Linked DNA regions of Homo sapiens: region 1 is linked to region 2. The links are chromatin contacts, found by Hi-C or POLR2A ChIA-PET in ENCODE. All regions are on one chromosome and are shown on one strand. The core of a region is the stretch at or near the end of the contact, and the rest is flanking DNA. Distances in the headings are between cores, read along the strand shown.

Region 1 (3,185 bases), core at 383-2,882, 180 kb before region 2:
CGCAGCCCCGCTTCTCCCGTGCATCAAATGAAAGTCACAGGACAGCGCCTTGGCATGAGGTTATCTCACTAAACCCAGCACGTTTATCATCCCATTTCATAGATGAGAAAACATCTGCAGGAAAAAGCTTAGAAACCTTGAGAGAGCAGATCCCCATCCTCCTACCCAGGGGGTTCAGTGTGGAACACGGATTGCCAGGAGGCAGAAGGTGATTTCTTGGGTTAAGGAAGATGAAAGGTGAGAGGGGGCCCTAGGGAAGGCTCCACGGAGAGTCGTAAAGGACTGAATCTTTCGTGTTACTCTGCACCGTAAAGAATAGAGACCACAGACGGCCAGTGACTCCAGACCCGGACCTCCAATGCACCCTGAGGACAGACTAGAGGTGACTGTGACAGAGTGACTCTCCTCCCAAATCTGCAGACACCAAGTAGAGAGTTGTGGATTTCCACTGTGCATGCAAATGGGGTTTGAAACAGTCTTCTCTTAGGACACAGGGAGATGGCAGCTGATACCTGAATCCCATTTCTACCCTCACCCAGAAGCTGTTGGCAAAAGTTTGTGGACAAAGCAAATGAATAAACAAATGGCCAGGGGGTGGCCCAGTTCCCTGGATGTCTGTTCTTGCAAGTTTTCTTTTTCATGTTCATGAAGAAAAAAGGGGAAAATATCAGAATACTAAGAAAGACCCTCCCCTCCATTCAAACCTCCAAAGCTAGATTTAGTGTCCCAACACAGGCTGACTGGTTTGAAGTAAGATTTTGGCAAACAAAGTGCACTCCCTCTCTGTCTGGGTAGGGAGCTCCCAGAAAAAGAAGGCAGCAGGACTTAATGGCTTGAGGGAGGGGAAGGCACTTACTGAAAGGCCTGTGTCAAGACAGACCAGGACCTTGGAGACATGCAACTCAGGGGAGAAGTGGACACTACAGGGTCACCCAAGCAGGGATGGCCGCCTTGCACCCCCACAGACAAAAGAAGCAATTGGGAACTGCACCGGGAACCCAGGGCTGCCTCTGGACTCCATTTTCTGGCAGTACTCAATTTGCACTTGGAAAAAAAAATAAAAAGAAAGGGCCTAGGAATGAAGGGGATGGAATGAATTATCCAGCAGATCAGACACTTCGGTTTAAGCCCACGACCTTGCAGAGTCTTGCGTGAAATCTTACAAGCAACATAAACAGAGTGGCGGCCAACCCCACCACCAGAAATATTCAATAATAAAACACAGCTGTCGGTGCCGGCATTTCCCAAGCAGACTTTGTCATTCTTGCCATTAGAAATGCTGACAAAGTCAAAAACTGCCAAATGAAAGCCAGTTTTCTTTTCCCCCCAAAGAGAGAGGTTTTTGTGAACTGCAGCCTAAATATTCACTTATAACTTGAACGATCCATAGGAATAATTTAAGACAGAACTTCTTGGAAACTCATTTTGACCAAGTGTTTGTGAGAGACCTTGGCTGATCCTGGCTGGGATCATCACTTTGATTTGAAATCTGTGTCTTGATTATGAAAACGCCCTGGGGTCCCCCTCCTTGGCTCGTGGTGAGGGTAATTAAGCGGGAGCCTTCTTAGCTGACTCTGTGAGATGGAGTTGACACAGTGCTGGCAGTGGATGTTGGCAGGTCTTGTTGGGACTTTATAATAATAAAATCTTACAATCGTTACATCCAAAAAGAAAGACCCAGATGTGGGAGAAGAGAAACATCTGGAGCCACAGCTCGATCCTCTGGCCTCAAAGCCTCCCACTCTCTGGGGTCCCAAAGATGACAGCAGAAATTTTGGCAATAAAAATAAAGCTTTACGAGGGTCGGGGCAGGGAGGGAAGGAAGGCAAAAGACATGAGTTCTATGTGATTCTGTGTTCTTGGGTATTTTTCTCCTTGGGAAGACACTTAGGATTTGCACACACGCATCAAGTCCGGGGTGTGGGCTGTGCAGGGTCGGGGAAACAGGCATGGGAATGAGGGTAGGGATGGATGCAGAGAGGGAGTAAGAAAGAGAACAAGTGAAGCAAGGCAGGGGGTTTCCAGGGACCAGGGAAGATTACGAGTTTTGAGCCCAGAAGATCAATTTATTCAAATCTCTGCCTCTGAGGTCCAAAAAAGTAAAATTAAAGAAACAAACCCCATTAAAAAAATAAGCACAAAAACAAAGGAACCTGGGAGAAACACAGGGGAGGGAAGTCCAGGGCATTGACTGAAAGACTCAGGAGATGTTTCCACAGAGGTGACATTCAGGCTGGGCCATTCAGGGATGTGTAGGAGTTTTCCAGGCAGACTGAACCACAGATGCGAAGTCTCAAAGGCATCGGAGAGCCCAGCCTGAACCTCAGGCTGAATGTGGCCCTGAGCTCTGGGAACACAATGACATGAGGCATCACACCTGCTTCTCTGAGTTCGGCTCTCCTGACACAGCGTTGCCACGGTGCCCAGCCAGACCCTCCCCAGCAAGTGTTGCCCCAAGCCCCTGGGGTCCTCTTCCTCCTCTTCCTTGTGGTCATCACAACCCCATCTCTGTGGTGAGAGTCTGGGTGGGGGTGGCATTTGGAAGCATATTTGGGGTTTGGGAGTGAGCATGAGGGGCACTCGCTGGGATCCAGTGCCATCACATGCCAATCAGCTCAACCTGCTTTGGGGTCAGCCACCTCCCCTTGCAGGTCAGAGTAATCCGGGTGTCGTCAGCCAGTCTAAAATCAGAAGGAGGCCTCAGAACAGAGGCTGGGGACTCTGAGAAGGTGCTGGAACAGAGTGTGGGTGTTCTGGCTTCAGGATGCTGCAGCAACCTTTACCTTTCAGGGCTGGTAGTCTACCAGGGCCAGAAGGTCCTTCTCCAGGTAGGAGACACCATGAGATTCTCCAGAACATGGAGTCAGAAGGATGGTGCCCCAACTGCCTTCCCACTTAGCCACGCCATAAAGAATGTTCCTTTCTTTCCCTGAGAAAAGAATGATTCTCACTGCTGATAAGCTTTTATTTTGTGCAGAGAACAGTCTTGTTTTAAGCCGTGATAAGCCAGAAGTCCTCAAGCTGAAAAACTATGTTAAATTCACAAATAAATAAGAGAGTTTTTTTTCATTTTTTGTTTTTTATTTGTCAAATGGCTTCTCTTGTTAAAATGATGCTCAGAACTTCCTGGTGTTTGGAGCATATTCTATATCTTGAAATAGTGCTTACACAGGTGTACTCATTTG
Region 2 (3,047 bases), core at 47-2,546:
GATTGCCCAGCACACCGCAGAGCAGGATTTGAACTTGGGCTGCAGTGTCTTGGCACAGGGTGGGAGGGAGAGTCACAGAGAAGCGGGACCCTTTGCCAGCCCATGGTTGAAGGGGAAAGTTCTAGACACAAGGTTTTCCTGGCATTCCTGGAGCCCCAGGGGCGCCCAGGCTCATACCTCTTTCTTCCTGAAGCCTGTGCCTCATTTGTCTAGGCAGGGACGAGCCCACCTTCCCCTGAGCCTCAGAACCGCCTGTCACTTGGTTTAAGGGATGGGCTGGTTGGGGGCCTCTGCTCCTTCCTCCTCCTCCCATCCTCCACACACTTCCCTCCTTGGAAGGGTGCCAGCAGCGATCCCTGGGGCTCAGAGCAGGAGGGAGCAGAAATTGTCGGTAACAGGTTGCAGCTGAAGGGAGAAAGTGGTCCCTGTGACCAGTGAGGTGCTTGGGCAGGATCTGAGCTCCCCAGGAGGGGTGAGGAGAGAGTCCAGAGAACATCTGGACTGGAGGGACCCTCTCTAGCCTTCTTCAAAATGCAGTGGTTCTCAGTCCTGGCCACACATTAACACCACCTGAGGGGCTGTGGCAGCACCCCAGACCCACTACCTCTGGGATGGGGCCGGGCCATCTGGGTTTCCTAAAGCTCCCCAGGTAATTCCAGGGTGTGGCAGAGTTAAGCCCGCTAAGCTGCCCTCAGCCCCAAGCTTGCAGATGGGTAAGTTGAGGTCTGGTGAGGGGGAGGAGGAAACTCAGGCCACTTTTCAGCCACAAAATCCTTCTGGTGCTAATCAGAGGAGTACTGCTAGGCCAGGCCCAGTGGCTCACACCTGTAATTCTAGTAGTTTGGGAGATGGGTTTTCACCATGTTGGCCAGACTGGTCTCGAACTTCTGATCTCAATTGATCTTCCTGCTTCAGCCTCCCAAAGATTACAGGCGTGAGCCGCTGCGCCGGGCCAGGCCTGCAGTTTTAAGCAGGGCAGACGGATTGTGAAAGGGCCAAGCTGGGCTGGAGGTCCGATTCTCTAGCGGTGAAATGCCAGGTGCTTCAGCGGGGAAAACATTTTGTAACCTGAATCTGGGCCCGTAACGGGTACCAGAGACCTGGGTGTCTGTCCCAGCCCCAGCCAGGGGGCCCAGGATAGTGGCAGAGCCTTGGAGACTGGACAGACTCCAGCAGCTCTGGGGCTGGGTTGGCCCATCAGCCGCTGTTGCCAGCCCCGCTGGGCTCCAGCCCAGAGCCACCGCCTGCCCGCCTCACCTGGCCTGCATTCCTTTGCAGGGAATGAGGATGTGGGTGACCCCAGACAGGTATGAATCATGTCTTGGGGAGGTGGTTACTCAGAGGCGGCAAACGCCGAGGCTGCCTTCCTCCCAGACAGCGTGGACCTCAGTGTGGAGCTTCGTGTCCTGGGCTTGGGGCATGGCTGCTGAGGTGGGTGTTTGAAGGGCCTCATTGGAGTGAGATGGGCTGACAGGCAGTGGTCCCTCTCCCCTTGACTCTAGCATGCTCTGAAGAAGAAGAAGAAAAGAGCAGTGTGGCTGTGGCACCGGGATACCAGGTCACAGTCATGGCAGCCTCACTTACCGGCTTTGTGGCTCTCAGGCCTATTTTTCATCTAGAGATAGAAGTGCTGGGAAGCAGTCCTGACTTCCTCCTGTTGTGAGGGCAGCATGGACCCCCCTCCCCTTATTTCCTGAATGCCTACCATGTGCCAGGCACAGCACCACATGCAGCCCTGCAAGAGCTACTAGACTTGTCTTACATGGCGCTACATGCAACCCTCCAAGAGCTACTAGACCTGTTTTACAGATAAATAGACTGAGGCTCAGAGGGCAGAAGTCAATTGCCCAAGGGTGCATGACTCGTAATTGGCCCCACTGGATGTCCAGCCCACTGCACCCATCTGTGTCCTAGCCACCCTCCCATGTCAGTTCCAAGAAATCTATAAACCCGAAGCAAACGGTAGCACATGAGAAAACTGGAGATGGCACGTGGATGGTCATTTAAAATTTAATAGTTCCGTACTCATGTGAATGTATGTTAGGAAAAATATAACAAGCACATTGTCGATTTCGTGAGTATTATTGCTTAAGATCGGGTTAAGTAATAAGTAAACCAATTGAATATTTTATTTCAGTTGAAAAGAAAAATACTGAAGAATTTTAATGCCTTTAATGGGGTACTTGAGTATGGCAAAAATCGGGAAGGCTGAGAGTGTCATTTGGGAGCTGTGTCCCAAGTCCCTCGTGGGCCTTTAATCAGCAGTTACAGATCTGCAGCTCCTCCTGTAGGATGGAAGCACTTTGCTCTTTGGCCTTTTGAGGTCACCCAGCTATTTGAAGGTCAGGGGCAACTCGATTCTAATGAGATCAAGGTCACAGGGTCATGTTGCCCCCAGGAAAGTGGGAGATGGAGTTCTGTGGTCCAGGCTGTGGCCCTGCTGCAGGGCTGGGAGGTGGAGAGGTGTGGACAGAGAAGGACCTCCCATCCTCACCGGCAGAGAAAGCTCAGAGATGCTCCCAGCTGGTGATGAGGCTCCAGCCTGAATCTCAGCCTGCTGCTGATGATGGAGAAGCCAGCACTTCACTGAGTACTTCCTTGGTGCCCCGTCACCACCCAACACCTCCTCACAAGGCTTGCAGAAGAGCCTGCTGAGACTCAGAGTGTCTGTATCCTGCCCCAGGTCGCAGCTGTGTGGCATCCTGATCTCTGTGTATTTTAACCAAGATCTCGATGTTCCCTTTTTGTAATGGAAAAAAAAAATCTCCTTAATTTAATTGTTCTGTGATGTCTGAAATGGGTGGATATTCTGCAGAATAGGTCTGTGACTTATTATTTAGCCTCCTCATGTACCTTTTTAGCTCTGGGGAGAAAGACAATTGGAAGCAAGTGAAGAAAAGGGCTCAGGTGTGTCCCAGCCCCAGGCCTTGCAGTTACACCTGCCACCTGCTGGCCGCCACCGTCTGCTGGCCCCCACCTTCGACTTTTACTGCTAGGAAAAGTCCCGGGGCGGGGAGGTGTTGGGGAAGTTCTGCCGCCTGTCTGGC

The links. Hi-C counts contacts between places; a loop is a spot of excess contacts on that map. ChIA-PET counts read pairs that join two places held with the same protein, here RNA polymerase II (POLR2A). Pooled maps may share reads with other maps.
Region 1: a map of MCF 10A shows a loop between it and region 2 (2.7-fold over the local background). The contact joins two enhancer-like sites. A Hi-C loop is called at or near these places in 2 of 168 maps with a recorded cell type or tissue (MCF 10A and chondrocyte) and 2 of 50 pooled maps. POLR2A ChIA-PET finds 5 or more read pairs at or near these places in 1 of 52 experiments (PC-9).

What each region holds. Positions count from the first base shown.
Region 1 is chr20:57,878,303-57,881,487 of GRCh38, reverse strand. No RefSeq gene overlaps it. Among named protein-coding and RNA genes, the nearest start is that of LINC01742, 120 kb to the left of the region's middle. Within about 2 kb of position 1,632, at least 7 of the 41 ENCODE cell types and tissues checked have a DNase peak (open chromatin) inside an H3K27ac peak, as active enhancers do.
Region 2 is chr20:57,693,425-57,696,471 of GRCh38, reverse strand. All of the region lies in intron 1 of PMEPA1 (prostate transmembrane protein, androgen induced 1), which reads left to right. Among named protein-coding and RNA genes, the nearest start is that of PMEPA1, 15 kb to the left of the region's middle. RefSeq lists enhancers at 1-157, 2,846-3,047. Within about 2 kb of position 1,296, at least 9 of the 41 ENCODE cell types and tissues checked have a DNase peak (open chromatin) inside an H3K27ac peak, as active enhancers do.